2 separate regions of the Homo sapiens genome follow, and region 2 is linked to region 1. A link is a loop called in an ENCODE intact Hi-C map of the cell type or tissue named here. Cell type or tissue: psoas muscle. All regions are shown on one strand. Links, peaks and the distances in the headings refer to the core of each region. The heading gives the core; the rest is flanking DNA.

Evidence for each region. Peaks named below come from ENCODE experiments on the same cell type or tissue, not always from the same donor. Only the 100,000 strongest peaks of a DNase experiment are listed, where the experiment ranks them.
Region 2: a loop joins it to region 1, with 6 times the contacts of the local background. A loop is called at or near these places in 2 of 110 quality-filtered maps.

Annotation. Positions count from the first base shown.
Region 1 is chr2:1,582,710-1,598,076 of GRCh38, forward strand. The region is part of intron 4 of LALTOP (lung cancer associated lncRNA targeting TOP2A); the gene reads right to left. It overlaps LOC124907722 (a long non-coding RNA gene), which reads left to right and starts at 8,177. Exons shown (of 2, transcript XR_007086187.1): 1 at 8,177-8,693; 2 at 8,891-10,623. RefSeq lists enhancers at 8,486-9,005, 9,006-9,525, 9,526-10,043, 11,873-12,515, 12,516-13,157 and 2 more. In psoas muscle, for the core only: a CTCF peak has its summit at 9,404 (motif pointing right); DNase peaks (open chromatin) are centred at 8,132, 8,402, 9,392, 11,222 and 1 weaker place; H3K27me3 peaks cover 2,577 bases.
Region 2 is chr2:1,523,973-1,531,972 of GRCh38, forward strand. All of the region lies in intron 15 of TPO (thyroid peroxidase), which reads left to right. All of the region lies in intron 6 of LALTOP (lung cancer associated lncRNA targeting TOP2A), which reads right to left. Among named protein-coding and RNA genes, the nearest start is that of LALTOP, 97 kb to the right of the region's middle. In psoas muscle, for the core only: no CTCF peak of the experiment used is centred there; no DNase peak of the experiment used is centred there.

The DNA.
Region 1 (15,367 bases), core at 4,602-12,601:
TGGCAATTGGAGTATGGCTATAAAAGTTGAGCCATCTTCCAGTTTCATCTTTAAGTGAGAACTTGGGATTTCCTGCTTGATGAGAAACCAGAGCTGATTCCTTCTGCACATCCGCAGAGCTCCCCACTGAAGCAGAATCCAGCAGAACCCACAGAACCAGATAAGAGCTTACACATGCATTACCACAGGTGTGAAATGCCTGACACACAGGACGGGTTCCCCTTCTACGTCCTCGTGGGCCATGGGCACCCTACAGGCTGAGCTGGGTAAACAGCGTTTGCTGGAAAGAAAACGGACACAGAACTCGGCTGGCCATCACGCCTGTGTGCCCACCCAGGGGTTTCTTCAGCTGGAAGACACCGCTGTTGTCAAACCTTGTGTGGCCTCATCCTGTGCCAGCAGGAGTGGGAGAGAATCACCAAGCCGCTCATAGCCCTCGCACTCCCCCTCAGCCTCCAGCCAGGGCACCGCTGCTCCGCACCGCATCCACACGCACAGACATGCTCCGTTTCCACTCCCGCTGTGGACACACAGTCTTCGTGTTCGGAGGCCTGTGTTGTGCCCTCCCTCCCGCTGGTCACTCTTCTGTTTCTGCGGCTGTCCCTGGACGCTGGAGGTGCCGGGAGGGGAGGTCGTGCTCCCTCACAGCCACCCCTCGCCCCCCAACTCACTCATGTGCTTATTTCCCCACTTTGTTTTTCACCAAACATTCAATAATCATCTTCCAGCCCCTCCTCCACCCCAGTCCCTGTGCTAAGCCTGGGACTGTAATGACAGACAATGGTCTAAAGAATCGCAGAGAAGGCAGAGAAGGAAAGAAAAACAGTCGCAATATGGCAGAGTAAACAGGTATGAATCTCCTGTTCATAAAATAAGCCAAAGTCATGCCATTTATCCAAGTAAAGAATGTGGCTTACAAGCGAGGCTCACGGAGGTATTTCAATAAGCCTTTCTTATCTGACAGCTTGAAGAGCCTATTATCTTACACCATTTATACAGACAAACTTTCAGTCAATTCATTACAAATAGAGCAGGCTCAATTCAACAATAATTACACAATAATCTCTCATGGATTTGAGTAGCATGTTGCACTTTGAAGTATGCTTTCGATCATGGATACACAGCCTTAATACATTTTTATTTATATCTCACCTTTCTTCCAAAAAAGATTAGAGGTATCCCATCTGTATGAATCTATGAACAAACAGAATCCACAATGGGCAGAAAATGTGTGAGCCAACTTCAGAAAACATTTAAAACTTCAAAAGAAAGTGTGTTGGTCCCAGATTAGAGGGGCGTGACTCGCTGCGCTCACAGGCTCCCCTCTGCTGCACAGGGTTGCGCTCCAGGGGCAGCTAGGAAGGACCCCATCATTCATGGCACAGCAGTCAGGGTCTCAAGGATAACGACGTGCCAAGTCCCACTCCTGCGCCCTGGCTCCACCCTGGGCGTCCCCTGCTTCCCTCCTTCCTGCCCTGCGGGCTCCATACCAGCTGCTCCCTGAGAACTCACCCAGGCCTGCTGGGTTGGTGTCCTGGTCCTGACCAGGCCCCGGGCTGAGTGCACAGAAGGTCTGGGAGACACTGGGTCCCCTGGGGAGGGAGTGAGGCTTCCTTCTTCCAAGTCGGGCTGGATTCTCCGGGACCCCCGCTCCCTCTCTGTCCCCGACAGCGCACTCTGACCCACCGCGGGCGCTGCCCTGCTGAGCTCTCACGGGAGTCCCAGCCCCCGGGTCTCAGCCAGCACTACCCGCTGGCCAGGTTCCTTCACCACTTGCCCGCCGGATCCCCCAGGACCATGAGCAGAGGTCAAACGTGGATGTCATAGACCCTCCTGAAGGTGTAGAATTAGTGGGTGAGAGCAGAGAACCCGAGCCTGGTCACTCCTCCCAGGACAAGCGTGAGGCCCACCCTGAGCCCCATGCAGGGGTCTCCCAGGACCCCCGGGGTCCAAGCCTGAGTGCCTTGCCTCCTCTCCCAATATTTCCTGTGGAAAATCTCCCCCCACTTTCAGGACAATTCCTGTCTCCTTGCCTGAGGGGTGGTCTCACTCTAGAGGTTATTCCCTCCCCCAACAGCACCAAGAGGAGCAGTCGCAGAGCCACCCAGCTGAGCCCTGCCCACCCCAGACTGTGCCTTCCGAGCATGCCCGGCTGCGCAAATGGAGATAGGCCCCTCGCTCCGTCTCTCTCTGTCCTGCCTTCCTCCTGCCTGTTGCTGTCTTCTGTACTGGCCGTTAAAAAACACTACACAACCCGTTCCCGGGCCCAGCAACAGTTCCCTGAGATCATCTGCTCCAAATTTTCTTAAGGAATGGGAGCATTTTCCTAAAACCAGCCTGGTCTGTAAACACCTCCCTGGCCGGAATAGAGGCTTCTGTATTCCCAGCTTCCGAGCCTTCACGGGGCCTGTGCTAGAGAACTACCCCCTTTTCCATCCATCAGAGCTCAGCATAGGCGCCAGAAAGGCTTCAAAAGCAGGTCAACTTTAAAAACCTGAGCCGCTGTCTACCATAATTTGTACTTATTTATTTGGTTGCTCGGGTGCTGACCTCTGCCGGCTGCAAGTGTGCCTGTCTCATTCACCTCTGAATCAGCAGCACCTCAGACCCCATCTGACTCAGCGCCTTGGGGGCACCTCTTCCCACCCCGGGACCCTGGGCATAGCCTCCTCTTGGCCTCCTCACCCTCTGGTCCAGGCTTTGGTGCAGAATGCCTAGGGATGCCCCAGGAGTGATTTTTGGCCTCAGATTGACTCTTTTTTTGCCAGGCTAAACCTAGGTTATATTTTTTGCCGCCAAGTTTTAATCTCACAGCCCAGTGAATATATATATATATTTTCAAATTTGATTTTCCAAATGTCCCGGGAGCACATGCCCTGTTTCCTAATGAATCTCCGGGGTTCTTCAGAGTAAACAACAAAACATAGCATTCCTGCTTTGGGACTCCAGCCCTCCACCCTGGGGAGCACGTGTCTCCTTGACCATGGTCATCTCCTACTAGACCGGAGTTGAGGAAGGAGCCGGGAGTCCCAGGCCGATGGAGCCGAGCCCAACCGAGCCCCAAGGAGAGACCGTGGGGGCTGCCTGAGAGCTTCAGCCCAGAGCAGTGGCAGACAGGAGAGGACGGCCACTCTTGAGGGGCGTGGGCGGCCATCGGCAGGCTGAGGGGGTGGGCGGCTGCGGGTTGAGGGGTTGGGTGCCTGTCTTCAGGCTGCTCCTCTACGCAGGCCCGAGCCTGTGATCAAGGAGTCACCCAGAGCCCAGTTATGTCTACGGGAGCTCTTCTCAGAGAAATGGGCACCGACACCTCTAAGATGGTCCCTGGAAGCCCATGAGCCAGAGCCGTGTTCCAGATTTAAACGTGTCCGTGTGTCCTATGGGGAAAGCGCAGGTCATCCAAGGAATGGAAGTAATGGAAAGATATTTTTGAAACAATATTTTTTTAAATGTTCAAATAGTTACTGCCACCATGGAAGGAACAGAAATCCTCCAGAGCAGTGAGCTCCACATCACAGGGGCATTCAAGCCCGTCCTCCCAGGAGGATGCATATCCCACGGCTGCTCAACCAGAAGACAGCTTGTCACACCTCATCCTCCCAACTGGACAGCTTGTCACATCTCATCTCCCCGGGTTCCACTGTGTGCTCCATGGCAAAGCTCTGCCCCTTGGGCTTGGGGTCTGGGGGAAGATCCCTGGACACCTGGAGGTGCAGGTAACCACGGGGAGGTGTGCAACTGTGTCTCCCCAGCCCTTCAGATGAAGAGGGAGCTGCCAACTCTCCATGCGTCAGTGCAGAGTCCGCCGAGCTACATGCAAAGGTTCAACACAGGGCTGATCCACACAGGCTGATTCTCACCCGTGCCTGAGTCCTCCTGCCTTGGTGACCCCTTAGGTGAGTTAAGAGCACTTCTCGGGAAGTAATCATCTTGGACCTCAGCAGCTGCACAGAGATTTGGGTGAAGGCCATCCCTTTCTGGCCCCAGGTCCCCTGCATAATGCACTGACTCAGCCTCACCTGTCCCTAGGACGAGCCTGGCTGTCCCGGGGAGGTGAAGAGCCCCACCCCCTGCAAATGTGGAGGCCGGGCACAGCGCAGGTGTTTATTAGAGAACCTTTCTGCCTCCTGGTCTGCAATCAAGGAGATTCCTCAGCTCATTAGCTTCACGGACAAGTTCCGGAAGAGGAAGACCAGGCCCCCCAAGCTATCAAGGTGCCCGGGATGACACCCAGCTCCTCCCCCACCCCCTTACTCCCTGGGCGCTTCAGTCCATCTGGCTGTGCCCTCGCTGCGGCCCCGGCTCCTGGCCTCTCCTGGCTGCCACTTCTCCCTGGAAAGCTGAGACCTCAGGACTGGGAGTAGAAAACAAGGAGAAGGAATGTGGAGGTGGAACTTGGCAGAGGGCGAGGCCGGCCCTCCCTGTGGTCATCTCTGCCCAGCAGGCTGCCCTCCCCACCCAGATTCCTATCCAGGCCAGCATCCCCACCCCTGGCCCCACCCACAGGGCCCTCCCTGGAACCTGCACAGTGGAGACCGGGGGAGACCAGGTGGGGAGACCAGGTGGGGAGACCAGGTGGGGAGACCGGGTGGGGAGACACACCGGAACAGGGACACCCCGTCCCCAGGGAATCCTGGAGCTACACCCTGAAGGTGCAGCTTTTATCCTAATGGGCTGGGCTCCCACACAGATGTGGAGGCAGCACTGCCTGCAGAAGCCCTTGTCAGTGGCCATGGAGAGCCTGTCCCTCTGTCCTCCCGCCCTGTCCCTGTCCCCACCCTGTCCCTCTGTCCTCCTGCCCTATCCCTCTCTCTCTTCCCTGTCCCTCTGTCTCCACTCTGTCCCCACCCAGTCCCTCTGTCCCTCTGTCCCCGCCCTGTCCCTCTGTCCCTACCCTGTCCCTCTGTCCGAACACTGTCCCTCTCTCCTCCTGCCCTGTCCCTCTGTCCCTGTCCCTCTCTCCCTGCTGTCCCTCTGTCCGCACCCTGTCCCTGTCCCCATCCTGTCCCTCTGTCCCCACCCAGTCCCTCTGTCCCCCAGTCCCTCTGTCCCTCTGTCCCCGCCCTGTCCCTCTGTCCCTACCCTGTCCCTCTGTCCGAACACTGTCCCTATCTCCTCCTGCCCTGTCCCTCTGTCCCTGTCCCTCTCTCCCCGCTCTGTCCCTCTGTCCCTGCTCTGTCCCTCTGTCCTCACCCTGTCCCTGTCCCCATCCTGTCCCTCTGTCCCCACCCAGTCCCTCTGTCCCCCAGTCCCTCTGTCCCTGTCCCCGCCCTGTCCCTCTGTCCCCACCCTGTCCCTCTGTCCCATCCCTGTCCCTCTGTCCCCACCCTGTCCCTCTGTCCGTGTCCCTGCCCTGTCCCTCTGTTCCCACTCTGTCCGTCTATCCCTGCCCTGTCCCTCTGTCCCCGCCCTGTCCCTCTGTCCATCTCCACTCTGTCCCTCTGTCCCTCTCTCCCCCATCCCTCTGTCCCTCTGTCTCTCTGTCCCCCGTCCCTCTGTCCCTCTGTCCCTGCCAGTCTATGCCCTGTGCTCATGGATTTCCCTCACAGGAACTTTCATTTTCACACAATGAACAAGCGAATGCAGCTCTGGGTGAGGGCAGGGCCCCACCTCTCAAAAGGACGACTCAGTCCTTCCAAAGCCTTCCATGGCCCCCGCCGGATCCTCAGCCTGGAACCCTGGGTCAACAGTGCTCCCCAAAGCTCTCCAAGAGGGGCTGCCACCCCAGGGCATGGACAACACCACCCATTCCCCCCACTCAGGTCTCCACCGGCCGGAAGCCACCCTGGGCTCCACTTGGCTCCTGGACGTGAGAGCTGGGCAGGGCCTTGAAGACACTCAGTCTGTTGCCCTGTCCCCCACACCCATGTCCCCCACACCCGTGTCCCCACACCCGTGTCCCCACACCCGTGTCCCCTACCCACACCTATGTCCCCACACCCATGTCCCCGACACCCATGTCCCCCATACCCGTGTCCCCACACCCGTGTCCCCTACCCACATCCATGTCCCCACACCCATGTCCCCGACACCCATGTCCCCACACCCATGTCCCCGACACCTCCAGCTCCAGCCTTGCTCAGCACCATGGGCTGCACTGTGGCCTCCGGTCCCCTCGGAGCTCGACTGTACTTGGCGACGGCCCATGAGAGGAGGGCGCACAGAGGGCATAGAGGGGTCCACATGAGGACACAGGGGAGGGCCCTGCCCTGCCCGCAGCCCACAGCCCACAGAGAGGCCCAGGAGGACCCCGCTCTGCCGGCCCCTAGTCCTGGACTTCCCGCCTTCAGAACTGAGAGGAAGTAAATTCCTGTGGTTCAATCCAAAGCCTGTGGTGTTTTGTCATGGCTGCTCCAGTAGATTAATACACATATCACATGAGATGTTACTATCAGGGGCCACAAGGCCAAGGCTGGACCCTTTATGACAAGGAGGCTGGGGGTGTGGAGGAAGAAGCAGGGTCTGACGGTAGGTGGCAGAGCCGGGTCATACCACGAATCCCCCACCAGGGCCCCAGGCCTGCGCAGACCTGGGCAGAGCTGCTCGCTCCTTCCTTGGCTGAACGGAGCCTCTGCCTGCAACCTGTGTGTGCGGATGCATTGGCCTCCAGCCCCGGGCAGCGGCATGTCCGTGGTGGAGCAGACAGACCATGCAGGGCCCAGGAGCAGGCGCCCAGTGGGTCCCATTTAGACACCCAGTGTGACTGTAACTGCTGGGTCTATGCTGATGTAAACTGCAAATCTCAGAAGAGTCCTGCAGGAGGGGCACAGACCACAGACATCATGAGAACAGACAGCAGCCTGGCTCAGAGGAGACAGCTCAAAAGCCCAGGGTCCGGAGAAGGCCAGGAAGTGCCAAGCGCCTTCCCAGGGGAGGGGCCCAGGCAATAAGGGGCTGTCCTTCTGGCCGCAGCTTCAAGTTGAACCAGCCCCGAAACTATATAAAAGACAATTGAACCAGGGTGCCCAAACCCATGTCAACCTGAAAACACAAACCTACTGAAGTCTATCCAGCAGGGACCCTTTGGTGAAGAGTCAACCTAATGATGCCTCTCTCAGGGGTGGGAGTGAAAGGTGCTGCGGTCTCTGCCTTCAAAGACCCTCTGTCCTGCACCTGCGAGGCCCCTGCACAGAGCAGCTGAGAGGTCCCCGCTGCTCCGGCCACTGGCAAAGCTTCTGATGCCCCTTCACTGCCCCCAGATTTGCTGTTTAAAAAACCACCAACAGCAAATATGGTGAAAAAATCGCAATCCCTAGTGTCAAGTCTGACTGCCTGTGTGCAGAGAATTCTGAGGCTGTATTGGAGTCTTGAGTGAAAAACCCACAGAGGCAGATGAGAAATCTACTTTGACTCTAACAAAGGTTAACTGAGAATTTGCCACGTTCCAGACACTGTGTGAAGTGCCAGAGATCTAGGGGGGAACAATTCAAACTCTCTCTTCTGAGAGCATAAATTTCAGACAGAAATCCAGACAAAAACAATTTGTGGCCATTTTCTTTTTTCTTACTAATAAGACCTGTGTTTGCTATTTCCCAGGCAGCAATTTGCACATCTGAAAACTTGTCTTTCTCAGTCCGTGTTGCAGACAGGAATAGCCCATGTCATACTCTGGCAAGAGAGAGGTAGGTGGAAGCTTTGTGGAGGGATTGCTATAGACTGTCTTAAAAGGGGGACAAACCCAACCAACAGGCACCACTTTGCTCTTGGACCTTGTCTCTTCCTGCTGCCTGAAACGAATAAACAATGGCAGGAGCTCCAGCAGCCTCCATGAGGACATGAGCACAGGGCCCAGTGCAGCAGAAACATGGGGCTGCCAAACCAGCCTGACACTCCCACCCCCAGATTTATGAGTGAAAAATGTATTTTTATAAAAGTGACTGTTCCTGGGGTTTCTATTGTAATAATCCACTGTTCTTTGGGAAATCAGCAGCTGAACTCAATCACTAGTGCAACACAAGTAAACAAATAAATCCGGCAGATGATTCTGCTTGGCCTAAATGCTGCAAAGGAAATGACCAGGACACAAAGCACAGAAGCAGGAGGAAGGCAGCTTGGACCGGAAGGTCTGCAGGAGGAAGGACTGCCAAGCAGGGCTGTGCAGATGGTGAGGGCCCAGCCGCAGATAGGCTCTCCAGGCAGAGGTCTTGGCAGACCCAGAGGTTCTGAATCCCATCCAGCCACGTGCCACCTGAGAAAGCTGCGTAGACTAGACGGCACCTCATGCATGGCAGGGAAGTCAACAGAGTTGGAGTGGGAGAAGCCCACAAGGCAGGGGCTTGTAGATCCGAGAAAAGATTGCAGATTTTATTCTTTAAGCAGTAAGAAGTCACTGGGGGGCGCTGAGAGAAAATGAGCTAGCCCAGGGGCTGCCCCCTGAATTCTGCCTGTTGTGTTGGCCGGGATACCTGCCAGGCCTACGGATGCGGGAGGTGCTGCTGTATCTCTGCCCTCCCTGCACTGGGAGCAGGCGCTCCCTCTTTAGTTACAATGACAAATAACAGATCCGGGCATGTCCAGTGTCCCCTGGGGGCACGATGCCTCCAGCTGAGGACCACTGCAGAATGTCTTCTGTAAAGAGAGGAAAGTCAGAGAAATGGCAGAGTGGAGGAGGGGACACCGGGCAGCCGGGCAGAGAATGCGGGGAGAAATGCAGATGTTCAAGAGGCATCTTGGAGAAAATCCTGCGGAATTGACTGGTATGTTACATTCTGTGGTTATGAAGGGGACAAGCCTAAAGGCACCTTGCAGGCAGGCCTGTGTTCCAGCCACACTCCACGGCCAGGCGGGGCCTGCCTTGTGGGTGCTGGACTGTGAATGGGTCACATGTGTCATTTCCGGCCAGGTTAGGCCAGCTGGGCCGGTTGCCCACTGTGCACCTCTCTGGCCTTTGCAGGAGGAAGCCCAGCCGGCAGGACTCAGCTCCACGCCGGGGATGGAGCCCAGGTCCTGGCAAACGTGGAGGAGCGTTGTCCCTGCGAGCGCCCAGCCTGAACAGAAGGGAACGAGGGGGGAGCAAGCCCGCGGTGCGTGATGCTGGTCATTTATTTGCCGCAGCTGCCAGCACACGTCCGCTAACCTGACGAACACGGATCCTGACCTCTAACTTCACACACGCACCCAGGCTGAAATGGAAGCACCAGCCGGGGCAGGTGGAGGGGCTGGAGGAGAATCCAGAGGTTCCTCGCAGGTGCGTGGTGGTGACCCACTCCTCGGGTTTTCACAGGGAGACGTCAGGTAGCGGCTGGGCCTGAGGCTCGGGGGCCGGGTCTGGGCTGCAGTGAGGCTCGGCCATCTCCGGCTTTGCTGCGCCAACAAGAGCATTGCCTGCTGCTATCCCACGCGTCCTCATCCCAAATCCCAGATGAGGGCGCTGTGGCCTTGGCCACCCCCAACACGGCGCCTGGGCTCGCATCTGGGTGGTGGTTTTTCCTGCTGCACCACCAGGGTGCCTTGGCGCTGGGACTACAGGATGCACAGAGGACCGCGCGTGGTGGAAGAGAAGCCAGCCTGGCCCGTTTGTGCGAGCGCGGCCCCTAAGCCCGCAGGCTGCCCTGCTGGGAGGGGAGAGTGGGAAGCGGCCTCCGGGTTGGTTCCCAGTGGTCCCAGCTGGGGGCAGAAATTCCATCTGTCTCACAACAGATGAGTATTCTCAAGTGTGGGAAAGCAACACAGACCAGAAACTTATCAGGGGGAGGAAAACTCCCCCTGATAAGATGCAAAGGAGCCTAGAAAAAAAAAATTGGCCCAAAGAGCAAGCACTGCTGGTTCAGGATAATTTCAGGATAAACTGCCCCAGCTATTGGCAGATGTTAAGAAACACTTCCAAGAACTCGAGGGCAAGACACACCAGCCTCCTAACAGAAACAGCACCCCTACCCCACCACACGCTGGAAGGTTCCAGAAGACCTTGGCAGGACCAAAGACGTCAGTCAAGGTGATGGATAGCTCAGGTCGCCAATATTTCCCATCAAAAGTAGCACTTAGTAATAATTCCACACTCATGGGGAATACTTTGGGCAAAACTGGAGAAAAGGCTTTTGAGTTTCCTAACACTCACTATTGCTCACGAAATAGACATCACATTAAATGCAGTAAAAGAGCAAAAAAAAAAAAAATGGCTGGGCGTGGTGGTTCATGCCTGTAATGCCAGCACTTTGGGAGGCCAAGGCAGGCAAATCACGAGGTCAGGAGTTCGAGACCAGCCTGACCAGCATGGTGAAACCCCGTCTCTACTAAAAATACCAAAACAAACAAACAAACAAAAATTAGCTGGGCGTGGTGGCAGGCACCTGTAGTCCCAGCTACTCAGGAGGCTGAGGCAGGAGAATCACTTGAACCAAGGAGATGGAGGTTGCAGTGAGCCAAGATCACACCACTGCACTCCAGCCTAGGCGACAGAGCAAGACTCCGTCTCAAAAAAAAAAAAAAAAAAGCAAAAAATTAAAATGGTGGAGGGCAAAATAATTTAAAAAGTGAACAAACCTAAATGACTAGTTAGTTATTCTAACAGTAGGCAAACGTCATACTGTTATTACACCTTTCCTGTAAAGAAGCTATGCTCCATTGTGGTAAAAACAAAAAAAATGTGCCTGTGGTTTATAAACACAATAAACCTTAAAATGCAAAGCGGTGCCTTGGCCTTCACGTCAGTATCCCTCAAAGTGTCTGACTCCCCAGGTGATGGTTCCAGGAGCTGGGGGCCTTTGGGAGGTGATGAGGTCATGGTGTGGAGCCCATGGGTGGATCTGTGCCCTTCTAAGAGACCCCAGAGAGACCCTCACCCCTTCCCCCAGGAGAGGTCTGTGAAATAAGAAGCAGTCCTCACGAGACACCAAACCCACTGGGCCTTGGTCTTGGACTTCAGCCCCCAGAGCAGAGAGACGAGTGTCTGCAGCTTGTAAGCCCCATCTGCTGTGGTTGTCACAGCTGCCGAGTGACCAAGGCAGGTGACAGAGGAAGCTGGATTCGCTGCACATCTGCTCCGTCCAGGCCTCTCACGATGCCTACAGCATCCCTGTCCTCTGGGAAGAGCCCTTGCTGTGAGGAAGAGCCCTGACACTCCAGCATGTGCTTTGCATAAAAGCTGCTGTCATCTTACAGACTCCACAAGTGACCAGCCCAGCCGCAGGCACTGACTCAGGCCGCCAGGTTGCTGCCCCTCCCTGGGGCTGTGAGCAGGCATCTGGCCACAGAGAATCCTGGACTTGCTGCCAAGAGCCAGATGTCGCCTGCTGGGACCCGCCAGGAGTCCTGTTCCCAGCCGAGCAGAGGGGCCTGGCGGAGAGGCCCAAGCCAATGGCGGGGAGAAGCAGAGACGAGGCCTGGGCCCCACTCCCATCTCTGTTCCTTTGAACTGAGGTTTTGTCACTGACAATAAGGGTTCTGACTCACACATCTGCTTAAGTTGTGGTTCGGGCACTTAACGTTTCATCTGAAGTTTCCTGAACGTCAGCCAAAGGCCATCAGCTCGGCATCTAGAGCCTTTCAGGTCCGTAGGAATCCACAGATACAAGTTGTAGAGAAAGGAGGTCCAAAGAGATAAAGTGTCAAACGACATCATAGTAAATGGCCTCAAACAAAAACCTCCAAAGACTGTTTTCCCACCACAGCACACCGACTCATAATGAACAAGGAGAGAGGGAATTTTGCTGAGCTTGGTGCTTCAGGAACGCCTAGAAAAGGAAGAGGCTTCTACCGCTGGTGCTTGAACCGAGGGGCAGCTCCTGCAGACAGGCCCTGAGGGCTGGCTGCCACGGAAACAACAACCGGGCTGAGCTGAGACCTGAGACACGAGGTCCCCTTGCTCCACGAGCACCTGGGGACCCGCCCCTGCACACCCCAGTGCTCCTGGGCTGGAAGCCGCATCTCTCCAACCTCTGCCTTCGTCTTTTATTCTCATCCTCAAACGAGGCCTTCTGGCCCGCCTCCCTCCCACGGCCACCCCAGCCCCTTCTCATTCTGCTCTTCGCGAAGCCGCCAGAAGGTCCTTTAAACTGTGAGCGCTTCAGCACAGTGGGATCCTCCCAGGCCTGTGACACAGCACCCGGTACGCGCAGCACACAGGCCCAGCCTCAGGCCCTGCACCAGGCTCTGCTGCCCCCTGGTCTCCCACCCCGCAGGCTAGCGTCCACTTCTCTCCAAGACCTCAGCTCAGCAGACATTTCACCCTCCAGGAAGCTTCCAGAGCATCCCTTGCTGAGAGCTTACTGCCCTCTTCTCCTGGACACGCTGGGCAGCCCATCCCTGCACCTGAGCCTACTCTGTGATCAGGACGGACATTTTCATTTGCCCCACTGACCAGGGCAGACTTGTGGGTGGGGACAGTGGCTCTTGTCCGTGTGTCCACAGGGCTGCACACAGCAGGCAGGAGGCTGGCAGTGTTCCCGGAGGGGGGGCCCGTGAGGGAGGAAGCCCCCCGGGGTTCTGTGCAGGGCCCAGAGATGGAGCGCACAGCAGCATTGAGCTGCAGCCTCCTACCAAACGACTCACGTAAATACAGGCACACGACACAGAGCACAAACACGTGCACGCATAGGCACATGCATGGGCCATGGACATGCACACACAGAAAGCACAGATACATGCAAACAGATCAGACACAAACATACAAACACACCACAGATTCGCACAGTTCACACATACACATGCAAACACACACACCACAGATGCGAGCACACAGATCGGACACACACACGCAAACACACACACCACAGATGCACGCACACAGATCAGACACACGCAAACACACCACAGATGCGAGCACACAGATCAGACACACACACGCACACACCACAGATGCGAGGACACAGATCACACATACACATGCAAACACACACACCACAGATGCAAGCACACAGATAAGACACACACACGCAAACACACACAACATAGATGCGAGCACACAGATCAGACACACACAAGCAAACACACCACAGATGCACGCACACAGATCAGACGCACACACGCAAAAACACACACCACAGACGTGAGCACACAGATCAGACACACACACGCAAACACACACACCAGACGCACGCACACAGATCAGACACACACACGCAAACACACACAACACAGATGCACGCACACAGATCAGACACACGCAAACACACACCACAGATGAACACACACAAATCAGACACACACATGCAAACACACACACCACAGAGGAGAGCACACAGATGAGACACACACATGCAAACACACACAACAGAGAAGCAGACACACAGATCAGACACACCACAGATGCGCGCACACAGATCACACACATGCAAACACACACACCACAGATGCACGCACACAGATCACACACAGTCACACACACCACAGATGCACACACACAGATATGACACAGACACGCACACACCACAGATGCACGCACACAGATCACACACACGCACACACCACAGATGCACACACACAGATCAGACACACGCACAAACACAAACACACAGCACAGATGCATGCACACAGATCAGACACACGCAAACACACACACCACAGATGCACACACAGATCACACACACATGCAAACAGCACAAATGCACACACACAGATCAGACACACACAAGCAAACACACACACCACAGATGCGAGCACACAGATCAGACACACACAAGCAAACACACACACCACAGATGCGAGCACACAGATCACACATACACACGCAAACACACACACCACAGATGCACACAGATCAGACACAGACATGCAGACACACCATAGATGCGAGCACACGGATCAGACACACACATGCAAACACACACACCACAGATGCAGACACACAGATCAGACACACACGCAAACACACACACCACAGATACCAGCACGCAGATCAGACACACTCATGCAAACACACACACCACAGATGCACAGATCAGACACACACGCAAACACACACACTGCAGATGCACACACACAGATCAGACACACACGCAAACACACACACCACAGATACATGCACACAGATCAGACACACACACCACAGATGCACACACACAGATCAGACACACACATGCAAACACACACACCACAGATGCACACACACACGCAGATCACACACACCCAAACACACACACCACAGATGCACACACACAGATCAGACACACACACACACACCACAGATGCACACACACTCACATGCAAACACACACACCACAGATGCACTCACACAGATCAGACACACACACACAAACACACACACCACAGATGCACACACACAGATCAGGCACACACACGCAAACACACACACCACAGATGCACGCACACAGATCAGACACACGCACACACACCACAGATGCACGCACACAGATCAGACACACACGCACACACACCACAGATGCAAGCACACAGATCAGACACATGCAAACACACACACCACAGATGCACGCGCACAGATCAGACACACTCATGCAAACACACACACCACAGATGCACACGCACAGATCAGACACACTCATGGAAACACACACACCACAGATGCACACACACAGATCAGACACACACACGCAAACACACACACCACTGATGCACACACACAGATCAGACATACGCAAACACACACACCACAGATGCACACACACAGATCAGACATACGCAAACACACACACCAGATACACACGCACAGATCAGACACACACACACCACTGATGCACACGCACAGATCAGACACACACACACCACAGATGCACACACACAGATCAGACACACATGCAAACACACACACCACAGATGCACACACACAGATCACACCCACATGCAAACAGCACAGATGCGCACACACAGATCAGACACACACATGCAAGCACACACAGATCAGACACACACGCAAACACACACACCACAGATGCGAGCACACAGATCACACATACACACGCAAACACACACACCACAGATGCACACACACAGATCAGACACACACGCAAACACACACACCACAGATGCACACACACAGATCAGACACACGCCACAGATGCACGCACACAGATCAGACACACGCATGCAAACACACACACCACAGATGCACACACACAGATCACACACATGCAAACACACCACAAATGCACGCACACAGATCAGACACACACACGCAAACACACACACCACAGATGCACGCACACAGATCAGACACACACATGCAAACACACACACCACAGATGCACACACACAGATCAGACACACACGCAAACACACACACCACAGATGCACACACACAGAGATCACACATGCACACACATGCATACACATTCACACACATAGAAATCACAGACACACACACATGCAGAGATCATATGCGTACAGTGAGATCATACACACACAGATCACACACACATACACATGCACACACAATCATACACACGCAGGTGCACAT
Region 2 (8,000 bases), core at 1-8,000, 63 kb before region 1:
TTCCCCAAATCCCCCCTACTCTCTGCAAACTCACCAAATCCCCCCCACTCTGTGCAACCTTCCCAAATCCCCCCCATTGTGGGCAACAACACCAAATCCTGCCACTGTGTGCAACCTCACCAAATTCCCCCCACTCCGTGCAACCTCCCCAAATACCCCCAACTCTGTGCAACCTCCCAAAATCCCCCAAACTGTGTGCAACCTCCTCAAATCCCCATCCTGTGTGCAACCTCCTCAAATCCACCCCACTGTGTGCAACCTCCTCAAATCCCCCCACTGTGTGCAACCTCCTCAAATCTCCTCACAGTGAGCAACCTCCTCAAATCCCCACACTGTGTGCAACCACCCCAAATCCCCCTACTGTAAGCAACCTCCCCAAATCCCTCCACTCTGTTCAACCTCCCCAAATCCCCCCCACTCTGTGCAACCTCCAACTTTCCCTCCCATTGTGTGCAACCCCCCCAAATCCCCCCACTGTGTGCAACCCCCCAAATCCCACCCACTGTGTGCAACCTCCTCAAATCCTCCCACTGTGTGCAGCCTCCCCAAATCCCACCCACTGTGTGCAACCTCAGGTCCCCCACTGTGTGCAACCCCCCCAATCCCCCTACTGTGTGTAACCTCCTCAAATCCGCTCACTGTGTGCAACCTCCTCAAATCCCCCTACTGCCTGCAACCTCCTCAAATCCCCCCACTGTGGGCAACCTCCCCAAATCCCCCCACTGTGTGCAAACTCCCCACATTCCCCCCAGTGTGTGCAACCTTTACAACTCTACTCACTGTGAGCAACCTCCCCAAATCGCCCCACTATGAGCAGCCTCCTCAAATCCCCCAACTGTGTGCCACTTCCCCAAATCCCCACATTCTGAGCAACCTCCCCAAATCCCCCCACTGTGATGTAACCTCCTCAAATTGCCCGCACTGTACAACCTCCTCAAATCTCCCCCGCTGTGTGCAACCTCCTCAAATCCCGACTCTGTGCAACCTCCCCAAATCCCCCCAGTGTGTGCAACCTCCCCAAATCCACCCAACTCTGAGCAACCTCGCCAAATCCCCCAACTCTGTGCAACCTCCCCCTATCCCTCCCACTGTGTGCAACCCCCCCAAATCCCCCTACTGTGTGCAACCTGCTCAAATCCCCAAACTGTGTGCAACCTCCCCAAATCACCCTCACTGTGTGCAACCTCCTCAAGTCCCCCACTGTGTGCAATCCGCCCAAGTCCCCCCACTGTGCAACCTGCTCAAATCCCCTCACTGTGTGCAACCTCCCCAAATCCCTCACACTGGGTGCAACCTCCTCAAATCCCCTACTCTGTGGAACCTCCTCAAATCCCCCCCACTGTGTGCCTCCTCAAATCCCCTCACTATGTGCAACTCCACCAAATCTCCCCCACTGTGAGCAAAACCACAAATCCCCCCAATGTGTGCAACTTCCTCAAATCCCCCCACTGTGTGCAACCTCCCCAAAACCCCCCACTGTTTGCAACACCCCCAAATTTCCCCCACTGTGAGCAAACCCCCAAAACCCCCACTGGGTACAACCTCCTCAAATCCCCCCACTGTGTGTAACCTCCCAAAATCCCCCCACTGTGTGCAAACCCCCCAAATCTCCCTATGACCAAAACCACAAATCCCCCCACTGTGTGCAACCTCCTCAAATCCCCCCAATGTGTGCAAGCCCCAAAATCCCACCCACTATGTGCAACCTCCCCCAAATCCCCCCGACTCTGTGCAAACTCCCCAAATCACCCCCACTCTGCAAACTCCCCAAATCTCACCCCACTGTGGGCAACCACACTAAATCCCGCCACTGTGTGCAACCTCACCAAATTTCCCCGTGTGCAACCTACCCAAATGCCCCCCACTCTGTGCAACCTCCCAAAATCCCCCACAATGTGTGCAAACTCCTCAAATCCCAATACTGTGTGCAACCTCCTCAAATCCCCCCACTGTGCGCAACCTCCTCATATCCCCCGACTGTTTACAACCTTCCCAAATCTCCCCACTGTGAGCAACCTCCCCAAATCCCCCACTGTGTGCAACCTCCCCAAATCCGCCCACTGTGTGCAACCTCCCCAAATCCCCCCACTGTGCGCAACCTCCCCAAATCCTCCCACTGTGCGCAACCTCCCCAAATCCCCCCGACTCTGTGCAACCTCCCCCATCCCTCCATGTGCAAACCTCCAAATCCCCCCACTGTGTGCAACCTCCTCAAATCCCCCCACTGTGTGCAACCTCCTCAAATCCCCCCGATGTGTGCAACACCCCCAAGTCCCCCCCACTGTGAGCAACCACCCCAGTCCCCCCACAGTGTGCAAACACCCCACATCTCCCCCACTGTGAGCAAAACCACAAATCCCCCCAGTGTGTGCAACCTCAATTCCCCCCACTGTGTGCAACCCCCCAAATGCCCCCCAATGTGAGCAACCCCCCCAAATCAACATGCTGTGTGAAACCTCAAATCCCCCAACTGTGTGCAACCTCCCCAAATCCCCTCCACTGTGTGCAACCTCAAGTCCGCCACTGTGTGCAACCCCCGCAAATCCTCCCAGTGTTCGCAACCTCCTCAAATCCTCTCACTGTGTGCAACCTTCTCAAATCCCACGCCACTGTGAGCAACCTCCACAAATCCCCCCAACTCTGTGCAACCTCCCCAAATCTCCCCAGTGTGTGCAACTTCCCTAAATCCCCCAAACTGTGTTCATCCTCCCCAAATCCCCCCCCCACTGTATGCAACCTCCCCAAATCCCACCTAATGTGTGCAACATCCTCAAATCCCCACCACTCTGTGCAACCTCCCCAAATCCCCCCCAATCTATGCAACCTCCCCAAATCCCCCCCAATCTATGCAACCTCCCCAAATCCTCCCCACTCTGTGCAACCTCCCCAAATCCCCTGCTTTGTGGGCAATGTCACAAAATCCCCCGGTGTGTGCAACCTCCCCAAATCCCCTCCACTCTGTGCAACCTCCACAAATCCCCCACACTCTGTGCAACCTACTCAAATCCCCACACTGTGTGCAACCTCCTCAAATCCCCCCCACTGTGTGCAACCTCCTCAAATCCCCCCACTGTGAGCAACCTCCTCAAATCCCCTCACTGTGTGCCACCTCCCCAAATCCCCCCACTTTCTGCAACCTCCGCAAATACCCCCACTGTGTGCAACCTCCTCAAATCCCCCCACTCTGTGCAACCTCCCCTATCCCTCCCACTGTGTGCAACCGCCCCAAATCCCCCAACTATATGCAACCTACTCAAATCCCCCCACTGTGTGCAACCTCCCCAAAACCCCCACTGTGAGCAACCTCCCCAAATCCCCTCACTGTGTAACCTCCCCAAATCCCCTCACTGTGTAACCTCCCAAAATACCCCCCGTGAGCAACCTCCCCAAATCCCCGCACTGTGTGCAACCACCCCAAATCCCCCCCACTGTGTGCAACCTCCTCAAATCCTCCGCCACTGTGAGCAACCTCCTCAAATACCCCACTGTGTGCAACCTCCTCAAATCCCCCCATCTGTGTGCGACCTCCCCAAATCCTCCCAGTGTGTGCAACTTCCCTAAATCCCTCCAACTGTGTTCAGCTTCCCCAAATACCAACTGTGTGCAACCTCCTCACATCCCCACCACTCTGTGCAACCTCTCCAAGTCACCCCTACTCTCTGCAGACTCCCCAAATCCCCCCCCAATCTGTGCAACCTCCCCAAATCCCACCCAATTGTGGGCAACCACACAAAATCCCGCCACTGTGTGCAACCTCACCAAATTTCTCCCACTCTGGGCAACCTCCCCAAATCCCCCCCACTCTGTGCAACCTCCCAAAATCCCACACACTGTATGCAACCTCCTCAAATCCCCATACTGTGTGCAACCTCCTCAAATCCCCCCCACTGTGTTCAACCTCCTCAAATCCCCCCACTGCGTGCAACCTCCTCAAATCCCCCCAATGTGAGCAACCTCCTCAAATCCCCCCACTGCGTGCAACCTCCTCAAATACCCCACTGCGTGCAACCTCCTCAAATCCCCCCAATGTGAGGAACCTCCTCAAATCCTCCCACTATGTGCAACCTCCTCAAATCTCCCCACTGTGTGCAACCCCCCCAGATCTCCCCCACTGTGAGCAAAAGCACAAATCCCCCACTGTGTGCAACATTCCTCAAATCCCCGCACTGTGTGCAACCCAACCAAATCTCACCCACTGTGAGCAAACCCCCACATCCCCCCACTGTGTGCAACCTCCTCCAATCCCCCCACTGTGTGAAACCTCCCCAAATCCCCCCAATGTAGGCAACCCCCCAAATCTCCCCCACAGTGAGCAAAAACACAAATTCCCCCACTGTGTGCAACCTCCACAAATCCTCCCAAGTCTGCAACCCCCCAAGTCCCCCCATTGTGAGCAACCACCCCAAATCCCGCCACTGTGTGCAACCTCCTCAAATCACCCGGTGTGCAACCTGCTCAAATCCCCCCACTGTGTGCAACCTCCTCAAATCTCTCAACTGTGTGCAACCTCCTCAAATCCCCCCTTCTGTGCAATTTCCCCAAATTCCAACTGTGTACAACCTCCTCAAATCCCTCCCACTCTTTGCAAACTCCCCAAATCGCCCCACTCTGTGCAACCGCCCCAAATCTACCCCAGTCTGTGAAACCTCCCCAAATCCCCCCCACTGTGTGCAACCTCACCACATCCACCACTGTGTGCAACCTCCCCAAATCCCCCCTACCTTGTGCAACCTCCCCAAATCCCACCCACTCTGTGCAACCTCCCCAAATCCCCCACACTGTGTGCAGCCTCCTCAAATCCCCCCACTGTGTGCAACCTCCTCCAATCCCCCCACTGTGAGCAACCTCCCCAAATCCTCCTACTGTGTGCAACCTCCTCAAATCCCCCACTGTGTGCAACCTCCCCAAATCCTCTCCACTGTGTGCAACCTCCTCACGTCCCCCACTGTGTGCAACCCCCACAAATCCTCCCAGTGTGCGCATCCTCCTAAAATCCCCCCACTGTGAGTAACCTCCTAAAATCCCCCCACTGTGAGTAACCTCCTCAAATCCCAACTCTGTGCAACCTCCCCAAATCTCCCCAGTGTGTGCAACTTCCCTAAATCCCCCCAACTGTGTTTAACCTCTCCAAATCCCCCCACTGTGTGCAACCTCCCCGAATCCCCCCACTGTGTGCAACCTCCCTGAATCCCCCCACTGTGTGCAGCCTCTCCAAATCCCCCCCACTCTGTGCAACCTCCTCAAATCCCCCCCACTGTGTGCAACCGTGCTAAATCCCCCCACTCTGTGCAACCTCCTCAAATCCCCCCACTGTGTGCAACCTCCCCAAATCCCCCCACTGTGTGCAACGTCCCCAAATTCCCCCACTGTGTGCAACCTCCCCAAATCCCCCCACTATGTGCAACGTCCCCAAATCCCCCCACTGTCTGCAACATCCCCAAATGCCCCCACTGTGAGCAACCTTCCCAAATCCCCCCACTGTGTGCAATCTCCCCATATCCCCCCACTGTGAGCAACCTCCCCAAATCCCACTTGTTGCAACCTCCCCAAATCCCCCCACTGTGAGCAATCTCCCCAAATGCCCCACCGTGTGCAACCTCCTCAAATCCCCCACCACTCAGAGCAACCTTCTCAAATCCCCCCAATGTGAGCAACCTCCTCAAATCCCCGTACTGTGTGCAACCTCCTATCACCCCCACTGTGTGCAACCTCCTCAAATCCCCCCACTGCGTGCAACCTCCTCAAATCCCCCCACTGTGAGCAATCTCCTCAAATCCCCCCACTGTGTGCAACCTCCTCTAATCCCCCCACTGTGAGCAACCTCCCCAAATCCCTCCCATTGTGTGCAGCCTCCCCAAATCCCCCCGACGCTGTGCAACCTCCCAAAATTGCCCCCACTGTGTGCAACCTCCTCAAATCCCTCCCACTCTGTGCAAACTCCCCAAACCCCCCCCTTGCAGCCTCCCCATATCCCCCCAACTCTGTGCAACCTCCCGAAAACACCCCTCACTGTGTGCAACCTCGCCCAATCACGACACTGTGTGCAACCTCCCCAAATCACCCCCACTCTCTGCAACCTCCCCAAGTCTCCCACACTCTGTGCAACCTCCTCAAATCCCCCCACTGTTTGCAACCTCCCAAAATCTCCCTATGCGCAACCTCGCAAAATCTCCCCCACTATGTGCAACCTCCTCAAATCCCCCCACTGTGTCCAACCTCCCCAAATCCCTCCCACTGTGTGCAACCTCCTCTAGTCCCCCACTGTGTGCACCCCCCAAAAATCCCCCCACTGTGTGCAACCTCCTCAAATCCCCCGCCAGTGTGAGCAACCTCCTAAAATCCCCACACTGTGAGAAACCTCCTCAAATCCCCCCAAGTGTGTGCAACGTCCCCAAATATCCCCAGTGTGTGCAACTTCCCTAAATCCCCTAAACTGTATTCAACCTCTCCAAATCCCCACCACTGTGTGCAACCTCCCGAAATCCCATCAACTGTGTGCAACATCCTCAAATCCCCCTCACTCTGTGCAACCTCCCCAAATCTCCCCCACTCTGTGCAACCCCCCCAAATCCCCCCCATTGTGGGCAACGTCACAAAATCCCACGATGTGTGCAACCTCCCCAAATCCCCCACACTCTGTGCAACCTCCCCAACTCCCCGACTCTCTGCAACCTCCCCAAATCCCCCACACTGTGTGCAACCTTCTCAAATCCCCCTACTGTGTGCAACCTCCTCAAATCCCCCCCACTGTGTGCAACCTCCTCAAATCCCCCCCACTGTGTGCAACCTCCTCAAATCCCCCCATGGGGGGCAACGTCCTCAAATCCCCCGACTGTGTGCAACCTCCTGAAATCCCTTCACTGCGTGCAACCTCCCCAAATACCCCCACTGTGTGCAACCTCCGCAAATCCCCCCACTGTGTGCAACCTCCCCAAATCCCCCCCACTCTGTGCGACCTCCCCAAATCCCCCCACTATGTGCGACCTCCTCAAATCCCCCCAGTATGTGCAACCTCCTCAAATCCCTCCACTCTGTGCAACCTCACCCTATCTTTCCCACTGTGTGCAACCCCCCCAAATACCCCCACTATGTGCAACCTCCTCAAATCCCCCCACTGTGTGCAACCTCCCCAAATCCCCCCACTGTGTGCAACCTCCCCAAAACCCCCCACTGTGTGCAACCTCCCCAAATCCCCCCCACTGTGAGCAACCTCCCCAAATCCCCACACTGTCTGCAACCACCCCAAATCGCCCCCACTGTGTGCAACCGCCTCATATTCCCCCCACTGTGTGGACCCTTCTCAAATCCCCCCTAATGTCAGCAACTTCCCTAAATCCCCCAACTGTGTTCAACCTCCCCAAATCCCTCCCACTGTGTGCAGCCTCCCCAAATCCTCCCGACTCTGTGCAACCTCCCAAAATTGCCCCCACTGTGTTCAACCTCCCCAAATCCCTCCCACTGTGAGCAACCTCCCCAAATCCCTCCCACTGTGTGCAGCCTCCCCAAATCCTCCCGACTCTGTGCAACCTCCCAAAATTGCCCCCACTGTGTGCAACCTCCTCAAATCCCTCCCACTCTGTGCAAACTCCCCAAACCCCCACACTCTGTGCAACCGCCCCATATCCCCCCCACTCTGTGCAACCTCCCCAAAACACCCCTCAATGTGTGCAACCTCGCCCAATCACGACACTGTGTGCAATCTCCCCAAATCCCGCCCACTCTTTGCAACCTCGCCAAATCCCCCCCACTCTCTGCAACCTCCCCAAATCACCCCCACTCTCTGTAACCTCCCCAAATCACCCCCACTCTCTGCAACCTCCCCAAATCACCCCCACTCTCTGCAACCTCCCCAAATCACCCCCACTCTCTGCAACCTCCCCAAATCCCTCACACTGTGTGCAACCTCCTCAAATCACCCTACTGTGTGCAACCTCCTCAAATCACCCCCACTGTGTGCAACCTCCTCAAATCCCCCCACTGCGAGCAACCTCCTCAAATCT